Regions from separate parts of the Homo sapiens genome. Here region 2 is linked to region 1. Evidence: read pairs that join two places in POLR2A ChIA-PET (ENCODE). Cell type or tissue: K562. All regions are shown on one strand. Links, peaks and the distances in the headings refer to the core of each region. The heading gives the core; the rest is flanking DNA. Region 1 holds the start of LOC105376956 (a long non-coding RNA gene). Region 2 overlaps CAND2 (cullin associated and neddylation dissociated 2 (putative)).

The links. Peaks named below come from ENCODE experiments on the same cell type or tissue, not always from the same donor. Only the 100,000 strongest peaks of a DNase experiment are listed, where the experiment ranks them.
Region 2: POLR2A ChIA-PET joins it to region 1 with 5 read pairs; 7 of 35 experiments call an interaction of 5 or more read pairs at or near these places.

The regions. Positions count from the first base shown.
Region 1 is chr3:12,872,091-12,880,412 of GRCh38, forward strand. LINC02022 (long intergenic non-protein coding RNA 2022) reads right to left here. Exons shown (of 3, transcript NR_136189.1): 2 at 6,815-6,903; 3 at 5,432-5,624. It overlaps LOC105376956 (a long non-coding RNA gene), which reads left to right and starts at 6,209. Exons shown (of 5, transcript XR_940601.4): 1 at 6,209-6,297; 2 at 7,065-7,303. RefSeq lists a silencer at 3,941-4,180 and enhancers at 4,074-4,587, 4,588-5,100. In K562, for the core only: a CTCF peak has its summit at 4,046 (motif pointing right); DNase peaks (open chromatin) are centred at 3,757, 4,221, 6,409, 7,301 and 1 weaker place; H3K4me3 peaks cover 933 bases.
Region 2 is chr3:12,818,168-12,826,489 of GRCh38, forward strand. It overlaps CAND2 (cullin associated and neddylation dissociated 2 (putative)), which reads left to right. Exons shown (of 15, transcript NM_001162499.2): 11 at 1,919-2,014; 12 at 7,303-7,472. Among named protein-coding and RNA genes, the nearest start is that of SNORA7A, 18 kb to the right of the region's middle. In K562, for the core only: a CTCF peak has its summit at 5,034; a DNase peak (open chromatin) is centred at 5,021.

The DNA.
Region 1 (8,322 bases), core at 6-8,005:
GACCTCAGGGAAGTATCAGGATGACCCCACCCACAGCAAATCATTATTAGTGGCTCTGAAGGGCTGAGGCTCTGAGTGGGTGCAGGGCAGAGTCCCACACATTGCGCATGGCCTCTCCACACTCACACTGCCTGGTGAACATTTTCAGAAGGACCAGCGGCCCCTTCAGGTCCCGTCTGCCTGTGTTAATCATGCTGAGAGGTTCCCAGGAGGATCCCGAAGGCCTGGGAACCAGTTGTGCTGGGGTCAGAGTGACGGGGGTGTGGTCCCCAAAGTGCCTTAGGGGGCCACTTGTTCTGCTGGGCTCCTGGCTGTCTAGTGTGGCATTGGCCTTTCTGCTGCGATGGTTTCCCCTTTTGCTAAAAGTGGCACGGAGCCATCCCCCCTCAGAGGCCTGACGGAGGAGTGAGCCTTCATCGAGGCCCAGGTTGAAGGGGTGCTTCTGGGTGAGGCAGGTGTCCTGGGGGTCTGGGGAGGGTTGATGGCAAGACACAGCAGCAGCCCCGAGGGATGGAGGGGGTGATGGGAATGGGGGCTTTCATAAGGCAGGTTCCAGTTTCCCAGGAACCCAGTGTTTCCATTTCAGGCAGTGAATCTATGGGTGCAGATGCCCATCAGCACCTATCAGGGAGCTTCTTCATGGGTTCCTAAGGGGCCTGATGAAGGTCCAGAAGGCCCCGCCCATGTGCATGGCCAGTGGCTCGGTGTGCACAGCCTTGAACATATGGTGACCCTGCCCACTACTGATGGTGGTCAGGGACTATCCTGGAGTTCAACCAGTCATATAAGATTCTCCTTCCCCAACAAAGAGCAGGAACGGGAAGCAAGAAGCAGGCTGGGGCAAGCATGGGAGTGTTGTGGAGCCTCTTGTCTCCCCAGTGTGCCACTGTCCTTTAAATCCACTTTGGGGTTGAGGGTCCCCCAGGTGTCAATACTGAATCTCCCTCCACCCAGTGCCAGTTTGCAACCCCAGAGAGAGGGTCCCTGTGGGTCCTGTTTGAGCTCCCCACCAAGGGCCCCTCAGAGTCTGTGCCTCCAACTTGCTGCCGTGCCGTGTCCCCTCTGGGAGTGCCAGCCCTGTGAGAAGAGGAGCCTTCCCCAGGCCTGGCTTTCACTGGCATCGGACAAGTTGTTTCTGGCCTGTGCCCTGTGGTAGACCTTGACATCTCTTCTCTAGAAGCCTGGGCTCCAGGCTCAGCGAGCTGGGCTGAGTCAAGACACCATAGGGAAGGGGCTCCAGGCAACAGGGCAAAACCCACAGACAAAGCTCCTTCCAGTGTCCACCCAGGCCGGGCCTAAGGAGCCATGTGGCCCCAAGTGCAGGCCAGGCTACCTTGGCTTGTTCATCTCCCTTTGTGGCCAGCGGCCTCCTTTTAGAGGAACATTCTTCTTGGGAGGAATTGAGAGCCATAGAGGGTGGGGAGCAGGCCTGAGAAGGGCAGACTCCCTAGAGACAGCCCAGAGAGCAGGGTCAGGCAGTGGGGAAGCTCAAACTCTACCAACCAGCTGAGGACACTGAGGTGCAAGAGAGATCGGGTAGCATTTTCCATGATATCCGGACAGGAACAGATGGCAAAGATTTGCTGTTTACCCCATCCCAGGCTGCACCGCACCCGCCCAGCCACTTCCCAGTTCTCTGCTTTGTCCCCCTTCTCAGGTTCTGAAATCATCCTGCTTTACACCTGTCACTCCCACTGAAGCAGGGACCTTGCCTCCCCCACAGCCACACAGGTCTCGCATCCAGTAGGCCCTCAGTCAATATTTGTGGAATCAGTGAGATGGGATTCAAGCCCGAGATGTGTCTGCAGAGCATTGGAAGTGCAGCCCTGGGTCCGAGAGGCCACCCAGTAGAGCAGGCCTGGGGACCCGCAGGGGCAGTGGACGCCTACTGTGACTCTGGGGAAGGCTGGTGGAACTGTCACTCACTAAGCTTATTTCCTCATCCAATCTTGGGGATCCTGAGCTCCCTACTTGGCAAGCCTCATGGGTTCACAGCTACCTCCAAGGGTTTCCTTCGCAAACTCAAATCAGACTGCTCCTTACTTGCCAGCACCTATTACTAAAGAAGGGGGAGCAGAAAGAATTGGGGTGTCATAGTGACAGTGGTAAGGAGAAGGCAAAGAGTTTTCCACTTCTGGCGATGGTAGCGGTGGCAGCCACCTGGCCCAGGGCACCATCTCTTTTCTCCTGTCTGTACCCTGCTTCCTCTGCCCTGCCACTTCCCCCTTCCTCCCCACTCCGCTCACTGCAGTCTTCTCTCCATCTTTCCAAGGTAGATGCAGCTTGCTGCTCTCCTGATGCCCCAACTAAGGCTATGGCTTCTGGTGCCTGCTGACCTCTTGGACTTTATTTCCCTGGCCCCTCCCCCACCTCCTTTCTGTTTGTCCCAGCCCCACGCCCAACTCCCTCTCCCCCAGCTCGTCCTTTGCCATTCATAATCCCCCCATCTTCATTCCTCTTCTAGGTTTTCTCTGGCTAAATTTTCTTTTATACACTTGCTAATATCTGTCTCCTTTTCCCTAGACTTCCTGTGCAACACGGAATGATGAAAATCTAGACACAGGAATCTCACTCCCAGCCTAGCCAGGACCCAGGTTTTGTGAAGGGGTGTGGGGCGGGAGAAAAAGCAAACCCCACCAAACCAACACCCAGTCTAGAGCCTGATCTAAGTGCCACTCAAAACACGTTTCCTCCCTTTACTTTCCTATATCCTGATAATTCTTCCTGAAAAAGGTGGCCCCTGGGAACTGTCTAAAAGCATCATGGGATGGAAGGGCAAGGGTCCTGAGAGTTGGTCTTGCCATCCCTTTGTTTCCAGTTTTCTTGAAGAAGTCGAGCTCCAGAGAAGAGGTGGGGCCTGTGGGGCATTTTGATTACACTCCAAGTCTAATTCCCAGTCCAGCAATCCTGCCCCCAGAGGCTCCCTTCATCTGTCCACTTGGCCAAGGAAGGGGCGGGTTGGCCCACGACCCCTGCCTGGCTGCAGACAACATCAGAAGGGTGTCCATGTAGTGGGGGCCCCAGAACAATGTCTGCATGGAAAGGGTCCAAGGAGCTGGAGCCCTTTAGCCTCAAGAAGAGCATGAGGCACCCAGCACCCTTCTGAAACCTAAACCAAATTCTGGCCTGAGCCATTTTCACCGTCTGTGCCCTAGAAGGTTGTGAGGCCTCGAAGTGGGTCTTCCTGTTTCCCTGTCTTCTGAGGCCCAGGCCTTTCTCAGAGCCTCCATGGGTCCCACCCCTGTACCCATCACATGGTGTCTGGGCCCTGCCTGCCTGGCTCACACCCCTCACCCTGCTGCCCTATTTCCATCCCTGAAACAGTCCACTGGACACTGCCATTCCCTCTCTTAAAATACTTTCACAGGCCCTGACCGTCCCTTGGTCAATCTAGTGAATGTCACCCCCTCAAAGAAACCCTCCCTGAGCACCCCATCCGCAGTAGGGTCACCCCCATCTTCCACCTTCACTTTTCCTGGTGTCTCCTTCCTAGCCCCTATCTCTATGGGAGTTTTCTTCAGATAGACTAGACTCCCTCGCCCACCCGGGGGGGCCAGCGGGTCTGTCTTCTCTGTCCCTGCACACCAGAGATGATCAATGATCAGTTGCTGACATCAATGAAACAGGAAGGCCCCAGAGGTGCTGGGAGCCGTTCACTGCAGGTGAGAAGGAACCTTGAGGAAGTGGAGAGGACCCGAGTTAGTGTCCTCTCCCCACCCGAAGGGTCAGCTCCTGGCAGCTCTGCGACTCTGTGGCTTGGGGCGCCTCTCCCCTGTGCCCTTGACGGGTGGCCTGCAGGGGACGCGGCCGCACTCGGTCGGCTGTGGTCCTGCAGCAGCCGCGTCCGGGCGAGCGGCACTTAGGAAAGACAAACTCCAAAACCCAGGGCTCCAAAGGACCCATGGGAAGGTCGGGAGGCTCAGGAGAGTGACCCCGCGTCTGGGCCAGCGCTTTGAGGACCCTGTGGACCCAGCGGAGAGGGCCCGGGTGAGGGCTCTGGAGGCGCTGAGCAGGGCCGGGAGCCACGGGACCCGCAGAGGGCGCCCGTCCGCGTGGGGGCAGCAGCGTCTGGAGGGAGGTGGCCCCGGCCGCCCTCAGAAATCAGGCTCAGCCCGGGGGTCCCTGGCTCCGCCTCCCAGGCCGGGCTCTCTTTGCCCAGGCTGGGCGGGGCTGATGGCCGTTGGAAGCCCCGCCCCCCGCCGCTCACCACCTTGTGGCCCCGCTTCCGTCTCCATGGAGACCCGATGCAGCTGGACAGCCTGTCAGCGGCTGCTCTGGAGCCTGGGGCCTGCTCCGTGCGCCCTGTCTGCCCTCCGCGGGCCGTGCTGTCCAGGCTGGCCCGACAGCCTGACTCGAGACACCGGGATGCCTGTCCACGCCTCCACTCCCGGGCCACTTCCCCGTGGGGCGGGCAGTGGGGCAGGGCGGGGTGGGAATCTGCTGCAACCAGGGAAGGGAATTGCCCCCCGGGCACAGAGAGTTTGGAGCCTGGGGTACTGTCACCAACAGCCCAGGACCCCGCAGCTGGGCCCTCCCCTAGAGTCTTCCTGCAGCAGGGCTCTCCTCCCGAAGGGCTGTGAATGTTCCTCGGAGGTGGGGCTAAGCTAGAGCCCAGAGGTTTGCCCTGGGCACGGATCCCCCAGGTCACTCGCCTCCCATGGGCTGCAGTGAAGGAGGCTTTGAAGGGAGGATGGCCGCCTCCTCCCCTGCAAGGATATGAGCCCCAGGGAAGGCATTCCTGCTCTGGGGATTGCCTCCCTCCCAGACATCACAGCCAGCCCTTGCAGAAGCTTGGCCAAGCTGACCACTCTGTCAGTGATCTCTGCAAGGGAAGCTGAAAGAACATCCAGCCCCAATTGTGTTCCCTTTCTGCCTCAGGCTAGGCCATATCTAGGCCTATCAGGGAAGTTGGTCTCTTCATGAGCCCCCCTGCACAGACGTCTAAATGTCCAGAGTCCCAACAGAATAACAAAGGGTTAAAAACCATCTCCATATTGAAGCAGGCCGAGCTGAAGGCTGACTTCTAGGGTGCCCTAGAATGGTGGAAGCTGCACACACCTGACACCACCTAGCAGAGTTGGCTTCCAGAGGAACCTTTCGGTGGGTACCCACTGACCACAGGATGCAGGCCTTCAAGATGTGCCTTCAAGACCTCTGTTCCTGATGTGCCGTCAGGACCTGCGCCATGGGCACCTGCTGGCCTCCCCATTGCTGGAATCCATTTGTGCAGCCCCTGTGGTGATGTGCACACTGGGACTGGTGTTCCCAACTTGCCTGATCATAAAACCACTGGGGACCCGTTCCGTGGAACCAATACTCTCCACACCTCAGGGGCCTTTCTTGTCCGTGCATCTGTACCTCTGTTACCTCTGTCTGGGATGCTTTTCCACTCAAATTTTGTCCCAAGAAAACCCCTTCTGCAACAAGAAAAGCAAATCAAAAGCCAACGGCATTTATTATATCTTTCCCAGGGGCCATAGGCTTGCAGGCCTACCTGGCCAGGCAGATGATCCAAATCTGCCTGAGAGGCATGAGGTGAGGAGCTGGTGCTGGAGGGTATGGTGGCCCTGCCAGGGAGCATCTGTGGTTCCAGCGGCTGCAGCAAGCAGAATGGAGGCCTGGGGCTGCAAGACGTTTTGAAGAGACACAGGAATCAGCATTTTTGTACATGATCTTGGGTGTGTGTGTGTGTGTGTGTGTGTGTGTGTGTGTGTGTTAAACACTGGAGTCATAAAACTTCAGATTAAAAGAAAAACTGCAGAACATAAAACAAAACCCACCTGCAGCTCAGGGCTGGCCTGCAGGCCGCCTGTGACTGGTGCAATTTCCCACCTGTGCTGCCCGTGACCATGGTAAGTCTCCACTGCACACCCCACGGACACAGTCTCAGTCTGTGGCTGCAGCCCCGAGTGTCACAGAGGTCCCTCCCCATTGCCAGGGCTGTCTGACCCTGAGTCTGTGAGCTCCTGTGGGACAGGCGTCAGCTTCTTGACCTGGTTTTCCTTCATAACTGCTCTCTGAGGGTAGTGGCTGGCCAGAGATCCTTTGCCGAATGGATCCTGGAATCCAGCCCTGGTCCCTAGGCCTCTCCCCACTAGAGCTACTTGTCATTGGCAGGCTGGCCACCAGGCCATGCTCTTCTTCCCTTGACTTTCTGTCCCAGGCCTGGAAGGAAGCATCCAGAAGACTCCTCCTAGCACCACAGGACCCAGAGAGCAAGACAACAGAGCAGCAGGGTCACACCCTGGCTTGCAGGGCCAGCTTCTGGCAACTGCCACAGGCCTGCCACACTCAGCCGTAGGTTCCCAAACGCAGCCCAGAACAGCTGCAACTCCTTCTTGGGCCTCCTCTGACTGGTCTATGTGCTAACTAGCAACCTGCCTCTGTCCACAACCCAGGACCCCATGTAGACACAGCAGCTCAGAGGTCTCACTGTTCCTGGGAGCCCCTGCCTCCTCCAGACCTCAGCCCTGCCTGCCTCCAGAGGGGACAGTAGAATTACAACTTCCTCCAGGAAACATATTCACAAACATACTAGAAGGGCCAGGTGGAAGAGCAGTTCTGCTGGCTTTGGGCCTTGAGGTGTTGCGGGATTTTTAAGGAATCAGAGAGACCAATGGGGCTCAGGAGGATATTTATTAATTACTTAGGTGCACCGGCCCAGTCGGATTAACATCCAAAGGACTGAGCCCCAAACGAAGAGTTAACTTTTAAGCATTTTGTGGGTTGGGGGAGATTTGTGCAGGGGAAATACTACAGAAGTGAGAAACAAAGACAGTTATTCAATTGAAACATGCATTACATGATTTCTTACTTTTCTAGGAAAACGTGTTTTGCAACTTGAGTTTATCTGTCTAGTGACCTTGCAGCTGCACAGCTAGGGAAACAGGGTCTTCACAATGCCTGGGAAAGGAGGAGAGATAAGGCTCAACAGCCACAGAAAAACAGGCAGTTAATTTTAAAGGACTCCAGCTCTTTCTCTTTCTCAGAGGGAATTAGGTTTTCTTACATACAACTGAGTTTCTGCTTACACATTCTTTAATTTCTTTTAATTCCTGTTCCAGATGAAGAAAGAAGGGATTTCTTTTCCCACACAGAAACACCCCAAGCAGGAACAGAAACAGATCTTTTGTGCCCACCAATATGTGTCTGTCTTGCCCAGCCTGTCATTGTCCAGGGCTGTGGGTAGTGGAGGAGCCACTGGTTCTTGACTAGTTCTGCAGAAGCCCTGGGTCAAAGGCCTCCGCTGACAGCATCCAGAAGTGTGTGCTTCTCCATCCTGGCCACACTCTCAAATCACTGGGTAAGCCTTCAACACACCAGTGGTTCTCTCAGTCCAAGGAAATCCATGGTGCTGAAGATGGGGCCTAGGCATGAAGTTTTCTTAAAGCTCCAGCTCTCTAGTGAGTTTCCTGCCTTGGCACTCCCGGAGGCATTGCCTGGGCAACTCAGGGGCCTGCAGCCCTACCCAAGGCAGAGCTCCAGGGACTTGCGGGGTCAAAGGTGCCTGGGCAAGCTTCCCAGCATCCCAGTTTCCACACTGGCCACAGGGGTGAGAGCGACTGAGGTTGTGAAGAAAGGAAGGCCACTGACTTTCCAGGCCCTGCTCCACTGGGGAGGGGGGTGCCTGGGGGGCTTCTCTGCACTCTTTGTCTACAGCTTCCTTCAGCAGCAAAGCTGGCTGGAGTTGCCAGGGGATGCTTGCACAGCCTTACGGACCAAGAAATGAGTCCTAACTCACGTGTCCTCCCATACTGAGTAAAAATCTCTGGCCCCCACCATGATTCAGAGCCTGAAGTTCCAGAAACTCAGGAGGCTCAGCACCAGAACTCAGGAGCTCTCAGCCTGGGTGGACCCCTGGGTTTCTTTTCTTTTTTTTTTTTTTCTTTTGAGACAGAGTCTTGCTTTGTCACCCACCCAAGCTGGGCTGCAGTGGCGTGATCTCAGCTCACTGCAACCTCCGTCTCCCGGGTTCAAGTGATTCTCCTGCCTCAGCCTCCTAAGTAGGTGGGATTGCAGGTGTGTGCCACCACACCTGGGTAATATTTGTATTTTTAGTAGAGACAGGGTTTTGTCATGCTGGCCAGGCTGGTCTCGAACTCCTGACCTCAGGTGATCCACCCGCCTCAGCCTCCCAAAGTGCTGAGATTACAGGCGTGAGCCACCGCACCCGGCATGGAGCCCTGGGTTTCTATCCTTTTGCCCCCTATGCTGGGTGAGCCCCCAAGGCCAGTGCAGCCACTGGGAGGGCTGACAGCAAAAGGGCCACCAGTTTGGGGCTCAGAGACACATGGGAAGGGTGCAGATGCAGAGGCAGCTGGG
Region 2 (8,322 bases), core at 83-8,082, 54 kb before region 1:
AATCCCAGCACTTTGGGGAGGCTGAGGTGGGTGGATCACTTGAGCCTAGGAGTTTGAGACCAGCCTGGGCAACATGGTGAGACCCTGCCTCTACCAAAAAAAAAAACAAAACAAAAAACCTCATGATGCCAACTTCATAATCCTTGATGTGGACAGTAGCTTAGTGCTCCACACAGAGGTCAACAAAAACAGTTTTCCCAGTAGCCGTAGACTGCAGCCTGCAGAGGGTCAGCTCTTTCGGCTAGCCTGAGCCAAGAGCAGACGTCAGTATAGACGGGGACAGGCTGACATGCCCCCGAGGCTTGGAGAGGGCTGGGCAAGAACCAGGAGGGGCAGGCGTTTTGGCTTGTCGTGTTTTGGCACACCAGGTGTCTTAGCTTCAGGAGGTGGAAAGCAGACAGGTAGGGTCATCAGGCTCCTAGGAAAATGAGAGTTCCCAGAATGAAAGGCCAGTGGGCTTCGAGCTGGCCAGCTGGCCCCTTACAGAACCAGTGGATGCTCTGCTTGACAGAATGCAGGTACAGTGTTTGGTAACCTATGTGGTACCTACAGTAATTAATACTGAGTAAATCAAGAGCTGCTGTTGTTACTAGGTAGGTTAGTGATTTCAGTTAAGGCCTTCTTGGGTTGCTGGGTTCGTAAGAAGCAGTTGTCTGGCCTCAGGACTGGATGGAAGAACATTGTTGAGGACACTGTCTATTACATCACACAACCTTGAGAGACGAGAGTGTTAAGATGCAGAGGAGCCCTGCTTTGCCTAAACACCTATTTGTTTCTATCTCACGTGCACTGTTGAACCAGCCACCCGGTCACATTTCCTTTTTAGCACCAACTGCTGGGAAGCTTAGAGCCAGATGAGTGGTCTGCTTCTAGTAGGTTCCTGGGACTTCCTTATTGATGCTCTCTGTACATCTTCCTGCTAGTCTCCTTCTCACCTCCCTGCCTTCAGTCGTCCTTGGCCTTGTTCTTGTTTTCAGTTCACTTAATCTTACTCTCTTGTGCCTGTCTTCATCAGCCACCCTAAATCTTCCTGGGAGCCAGTCAGGCTGGCAAGGGAAAGAGGTAAAAGCTGAAAGTCTGAATTCAGTAACTCTTCCATTCATTCATGCCTTAGCACCAAATGGTAAACTTTTCCTCGAGGCTGAACATAAAGCCTGTGGGGTGGAAACACCTTAGCCCATTCACTGCATTGTGCTGGGGTTGGGCAGGGAGCAAAGGGGGCGAGCCACTGAGGAGAGATTCAGACGCAGGTGGAGCGTCCACCCATTCGTTTCCTTCATTAAGGGAATGTACTTCCCCTCTTTACTGGGCTTCTCTACTCAGAAAGCAAGCGGCAAAGCACAAGTAAGCAAGCTCTCTGTGACCGAGCCTGGAGGTGATCCGAGTTCTGTTAGGCCTCCCTGACCACCAGCCAGAACGCAGCCCCAGGAAGAGGGGCCCAGCCAGGAATTCTGGATCTGCTGTGTGGCCCTAGACATGAACTTAAACCCTCTGAGTCTCTCTTTCCTCATATGTCAAAGAGATGATTTTTATTGGTGATTTTATTGGTTCTTTTAATACTACTTTATTATTAATAGGATCATTGTTAGGACTCATTGAGATAACATGTCTGAAAAATCCCAAGGCCTGAGGGAAGGTCTTTGTTGGAGCAGTTCCTGTCTTGGTTATTGGTTCCCTGTTTGCAGCCTGTGGTGTTACCTGAGCACTGGCAGTCCTACTGTTTCAGCTGCAGCAGGAAGAATTGAGGGGAGATTCAAGGCTGCCAAGGGAAATGGTAGAATCCACTTTCCCAGAGATGGGGAGGGGGTACAGTTCTGTTTTCCAGGGAAGCAGGGGGAGGAGCCTAAGCACCTTCTGATCTGTGAGCCTCCAGGATTGGCCCCTGCCCCTCACTAACTCACCTCTTCTTGTCCTGCAGGTCGGCCACACACCCGGAGCACCGTCATCACAGCGGTCAAGTTCCTTATCTCGGACCAGCCCCATCCCATTGACCCCCTCCTGAAGAGCTTCATCGGTGAGCACCTACCTCTTGCCCCTCCACCTTGTTCAGTGCCCCCACCCAGTCCTTGAGCTTGGGCTGATGTTTACTACCCAATAGCCAAGGGCAATGGGAGACCCGGGAGGTGTGCCCATGATGGGCAGCAGGGCCTGGCCCTCCAGTTAAAAGGCCTGGGTTCACATCCCTGCCTTCCTACTGCCACTCAATCATGGGTGGGTGTGGCATGCCCATCACACCTCTAAGCCTCGCTTTCCTCATCTGTCAAATGGGCGTGAGAAACTCTTATTATCTGCATTTTCTAGAGTTGTCCTGGAAGCCCATGGGCAACTGAGGGAGAAGATGCTTCATCAACATATAGACTCTTGGGAATGGAAAACCACCAGCCTCTCACATGCCTTAGCTTTTGCGGGCCCCAAAGTGGGGCAGGGAAGAGTGCTCCCCCCGGCCCCGCCTGTCCACTAGATCGCCCTCTGTCTGAGGGGCCTTCTGGCCTGAGGAGCCCAAGCAGCCTTCACTGGGAGGAGAGGAACTGAGACCTCCCTCTGGGGCTCGGCAGGACCACTGGGTTTTTCCTAGGAAGGCAGAGCCCTCGCCCCTTCAGAGCTTGGAGCCTGCAGCCCCTCACTGGGCCACACTGGAGTCTCAGCCCACATCTAGGCAGGGCAGCCCAGTAGAGAGAGGTTTTGGAGCTCACCTGCCTCAGGTTCAAATCCTGGCCCTGCTATTCCCTGGGTGTGTGAGTGTGGACAAGTCTTCTCATCCTCAGCTATAAAATGGGGGTGCTGGGCCAGGTGCGGTGGCTCTCGCCTGTAATCCCAGCACTTTGGGAGGCCAAGGCAGGTGGATCACCTGAGGTCAGGAGTTCAAGACCAGCCTGGCCAACACGGTGAAACCCTGTCTCTACTAAAAATACAAAAATGAGCCGGGTATGATGGCAGGCACCTGTAATCCCAGCTACTCTGGAGGCTGAGGCAGGAGAATCACTTGATCCCGGGAGGTGAAGGTTGCAGTGAGCGGAGATTGCACCACTGCACTCTAGCCTGGGCGACAGAGCAAGACTCCGTCTCAAAAAAAAAAAAAAAAATTAGTTGGGCATGGTGGTGGGCACCTGTAATCTCAGCTGTTTGAGAGACTGAGGCAAAAGAATTGCTTGAACCCGGGAGGCAGAGGTTGCAGTGAGCCAAGATCGTACCATTGCACTCTAATCTGGGCAACAAGAGCAAAACTCTGTCTCATAAATAAAAAAAAAGGAACGGTTGTGCTGATACTCATCTGCCAGGGGCCTGTTATGTGGGACCAAGGGGCCAGCAGACGTGACCGTGTTCTGCACTGGAGAACACGTGCAGAAGCTCTAGCAAGGTCATCGGCAGCAACTTTGTCCCTTGCCCTAATGCAGTGGGCACATGCCCCCCCTCCGGCCTGATTTCCTCCATTGTAACGGAGCTGCCCTTGGCTAGCACCACCAGCGACCTTCACATGGGGGTTCTGGCTTGCTTTAAAACATTTGAACTGGTTTTTGAGCTCTCACTGTGTATCAGGCACCACACTAGGCCCTTTAATATACCTCATCATAGTGGATGCTCACAAGCAAGGAGCTGTGAGCATCCTTGCTCTGCTGGGAGCCTTCCTGCCCTTCCCAGTGCATCACATCAGGGGCACATGGAGGTGGCTTGTCCCCTGGCTGGCGATGGTAACTTTGATCACCCAGTTCAGGTGGATACCGCCATGGTTTCTCTCCACTCTAAAATTACTCTTTTTTTCCTTTGGAATGAATATGAATTTTTGAGTACATAAAATAAGTATTTTATGTAAACATCCTTGTTCTCATCAATTTTTTTGCCCACTAGGTTTAGCATCCACGGTTGTTTCTTGCCTGGGTCAATGATTACTGTGATATTTGCCAAATGGTGACTTTCTAGTTCCATTATTCTTTCCATAGTTACAAGTTTGCATTCTACTGTCTGGAAGAACTTTTTCTTCTCTCCCACTTATTTATTCATCAATTTATTTGTCATTAGAGACTCATGGCTTCTTCCCACTTCATTCCGTGGGCTATACTGTTACTGTCTTTAATTTTGATGCATTGGAAGCCCTTCAAGCTGGTTCCTATTTTTTATTGACATGTTTCAATCTTTTTTTTTTTTTTTTGAGAGAGTCTCACTCTGTCACCCAGGCTGGAAGGCAATGGCACAGTCATACCTTACTGCAACCTGCCTCTCAGGCTCAAGCAATCCTCCCACTTGAGCCTCCCAAGTAGCTGGGATTACAGATGTGCGCCAGCCACCACACCTGGCTACTTTTTAAATTTTTTTTATAAAAACAGGGTTTTGCTATGTTACCCAGGCTGGTCTCGAACTCCTAGGCTTAAGTGATCCACTCACCTTAGCCTCCCAAAGTGCTGGGATTCCAGACGTGAGCCCCCGTGCCCAGCCTCCATCATTCTCTTAAGTGTATCCTTGCTTTTGGCACGATGAGATGCTCCAGATTCATTGCGAACCTCTCCTGCCCCAGTCCTGGAATCAGCCATTTCTCCAAGGAGTCCTGATTCCTTTTAGTGGAGAATGGTATTTTGAATCCAAAATCTGGACACTAGATGTGCCTGTTGCTGTTGGGGCCTCATTGCTTCTAGGCCCTCTCAGCAGACAGAACTAGGAAATGCATGTCTATACGCAGAGACACAAACACATACGTGTATACATGTGCTTCCAGATGCACACCCATGCACATCTTTCTTTGTCCCTCCTTCTTTCCCTCCCTGCCTCTCTTTCTCTCCCTCTCTCTTCTTTCTCTTCTACCTACCTACCCACCTATTTTGAAAACCTTGAGTTCATAGCTGCTTCGTATTGCAGTCTAGCCCCCTTTCCATATGTGTAACTCCTTTCTCTTACAGTAAGAAACCCAGCTCCCATTATCTACAAGATATTTATTTTCTTAATCCTGAAATACACAGAAAGTAGTCTGAGAATTGCTGACTCTTATCTCTGTGAAAACTAATACTCGTGTGTAGTTTTTTTGTGTTTCGCTAGAGGGCAGCTAGTCAAAATACTCGAAGTGGCTTGGTTTGTTCTCTCCTTCATAAGCTGGGTGGTTATGTGGATCATTTTAAATACAGTTTTTGTTGGTTTGTTTTTGCAGGGGGTGGGTATGGGTACGGTGGTTCACTCCTGTAATCCCAGCACTTTGGGAGGCTGAGGCGGGAGAATAACCTGAGGTCAGGAGTTCCAGACCAGCCTGGCAAAACCCCATCTCTACCAAAAAATATAAAAATTAGCCAGGTGTAGGCTGGGCGCGGTGGCTCACGCCTGTAATCCCAGCACTTTGGGAGGCCGAGGCGGGCGGATCACAAGGTCAGGAGATCGAGACCATCCTGGCTAACACAGTGAAACCCCGTCTCTACTAAAAATATAAAAAAATTAGCCGGGCATGCTGGCGGGCGCCTGTAGTCCCAGCTACTCAGGAGGCTTGAGGCAGGAGAATGGCGTGAACCCGGGAGGCAGAGCTTGCAGTGAGCCGAGATTGCGCCACTGCACTCCAGTCTGGGCGACAGAGCGAGACTCCATCTCAAAAAAAAAAACAACAAAAAAACGGGGTGTGGTGGCACACGCCTATAATCCCAGCTACCTGGGAGGCTGAGGCCTGAGAATCGCTTGAACCCGGGAGATGAAGGTTGCAGTGAGCTGAGATTGTGCCACTGTACTCCGTCCTGGGCGACAGAGCGAGACTGTCTTTTGACTCAAACAAAAAAATGATAAATACAGTTTTTTTGCATTTTGGTTTTATTTTTAGGGATTCCCCCATCCTTATTTCTTTATTAAGTATATAAAACATTAACAATTCTAAAATGTTTAAACTATAATGGCTGGGCGTAATGGCTCATGCCTGTAATCCCAACACTTTGGGAGGCTGAGGCAGAAGGATCACTTGAGTCCAGGAGTTTGAGACCAGCCTGGGTAACATAGTGAGACCCCCATCTCTAAAAAAATTTTTTTTTCCAAACCAACATGGCACATGTATACCTATGTAACAAACCTGCACGTTGTGCACATGTACCCTAGAACTTAAAGTATAATAAAAAAATTTTTTTTAAGTTTAAACTCTATATCATAGTCCTTTTCTGCTACTATAACAGAATACTACAGATTGGGTAATTTATAAAGAAGAGAAATTCATTCCTCACAGTTGTGGAGACTGGGAGGTCCAAGAACATGGCACCAGCATCTGGTGAGGGCCATCCCATGGTGGAAGGAAGGGCAGAAGTGAGCATGGGAGACAGAGAGACGAGAGGCGGGGCTTAACAGGAGCTCCCTCCCATGATCACTGACCCACTCCTGTAGTGACGGCATTAATCCATGCGTCAGGGCTTCACCCTCGTGACCTAATCACCTCTCAATACTATTACCATGGCAATTAAGTTTCAACATGAGTTTTGGTGGGGACATTCAAATCATAGCACTGTACAAGTCTGGGCACAGTGGCTCATGCCTGTAATCTCGGCACTGTGGGTGGCCGAGGTGGTGGATTACTTGAGGTCAGGAGTTCGAGACCAGCCTGGCCAACATGGTGAAACCCCGTCTCTACTAAAAATACAAAAATTAGCCAGGCATGGTGGTTCGTGCCTGTAATCCCAGGTACTTGGGAGGCTGAGGCAGGAGAATCGCTTGAACCTGAGAGGTGGAGGTTGCAGTGTGCCGAGATCACACCACTGCACTCCAGCCTGGGCAACAGAGTGAGACTCTGTCTCAACAACAAAACAAAACAAAAACAAATCATGGCACTGTACAAAAAGGAGTATCCTGAGAAGTGCTGGTGACTCTGTGTAAGTTTCTTGACCTCTCTGATCTTTAAGAGCCTCACCTGTAATAACAAGTTCACATTCACAGAGTCCGTGCTGTGTGCCAGGCACTCTGCTCTGTGCTTTTAATGCATTACCACATTCAAAAAATTTTTTTCTTTTTTTTTTTTTCAAGATAATGCTGAGGCACCACATTTTAAATTCTAAAGACAGTCCCATAGCATAGGTTCTGTTACGACTCCCATTTTACAGATGAGGACATTGAGGCTCTCCAAGGTCCCACAGTAAATTGGTAGAGCTGGAATGGAAGCCACATCAGCTCAAGCCCACATTCTTATCTGGCCTTTGAAGGGTTGTTTGTGCCTGGCACAAAGTAGATGCTCACCACACCCAGCTTACCCCCATTCAGCCAGTTCTGCACGTGCACAGTAACCAGATGGCCGGGGTGGTGAGGGAGGTGACTTTGTGCTTTGGCTGTGCATCCCCCACGCCCCTCATGTTCTTCTGCCAGGAGAGTTCATGGAGAGCCTGCAGGACCCAGACCTGAACGTGCGCCGTGCGACTCTGGCTTTCTTCAACTCAGCTGTGCACAACAAGCCCTCGCTAGTCCGGGACCTGCTGGATGACATCCTGCCCCTCCTCTACCAGGAGACAAAGATCCGGCGGGACCTCATCCGAGAGGTGTGGAGCAGAGCTGGGGACCCAGGGGAAGCTGGGGGTGATGCCACCTCTCATGCCTCACTGTTAGGGCATTATTATCTCATCAGAGCAGGTGCCGGGGCCACATGGCCTGGGTCAAGTCCTGCCCTGACTCCGAGCTGTGGGACCCCAGCCAGGGCAACCTGATCCTCTCTGAGCCTCAGTTTCTCCTCGTGAGCACATGAGGGTGCTAATTGTGTCTGCGTCATAGGGTTGCTGCAACAATTTGGTGAGTGAGGTCCTGTAAGTGTTCAGAACCACCGCAGGCACACAGCCAGCGCTCAGTAAATGTTGATGTTTGACAGGTGTTCACTGAACATCTGCACTGCGCCCAAGTGCCAGGACTCAGAGTTGGGCCTGACTGGGTTTCTGCCACCAAGGAGTTCATCGTGGCCCCCTAAAGGACAGAGATGCCAACTCTGCTGATTACAGACAGCCCCCGCCTTACAATGGTTCAACTTTACAATGGTGCAAAAGCAGTAGCGTTCAGCAGGCTCCTCACCTTATGATGGGATTGCTTCTGGAAGCCAACTTACAATGGACCTATTGTGATGTAATCCCATCATACACCAAGGAGCAGCTGCGTTTCACTTAGAGCCCACCTGGTAAAGGAAGGATTCGGGGGCAGAGGTTAAAGGTGATTTAGTAAGTTTGAGCTGTGGAATACTAGCAGCATTGAGGCCCTTTAAGCTGGGCTTTGAAGGGTGAAAAGGTGTTTACCATTAAAACAGGGCTTCATGGTTGAAAGCTTCAGAAAGACCTGGGTGTCTTTTTTGTTGTTTTTTTTTGAGACAGGATCTTGCTGTGTCACCTAGGCTGGAGTGCAGTGGCA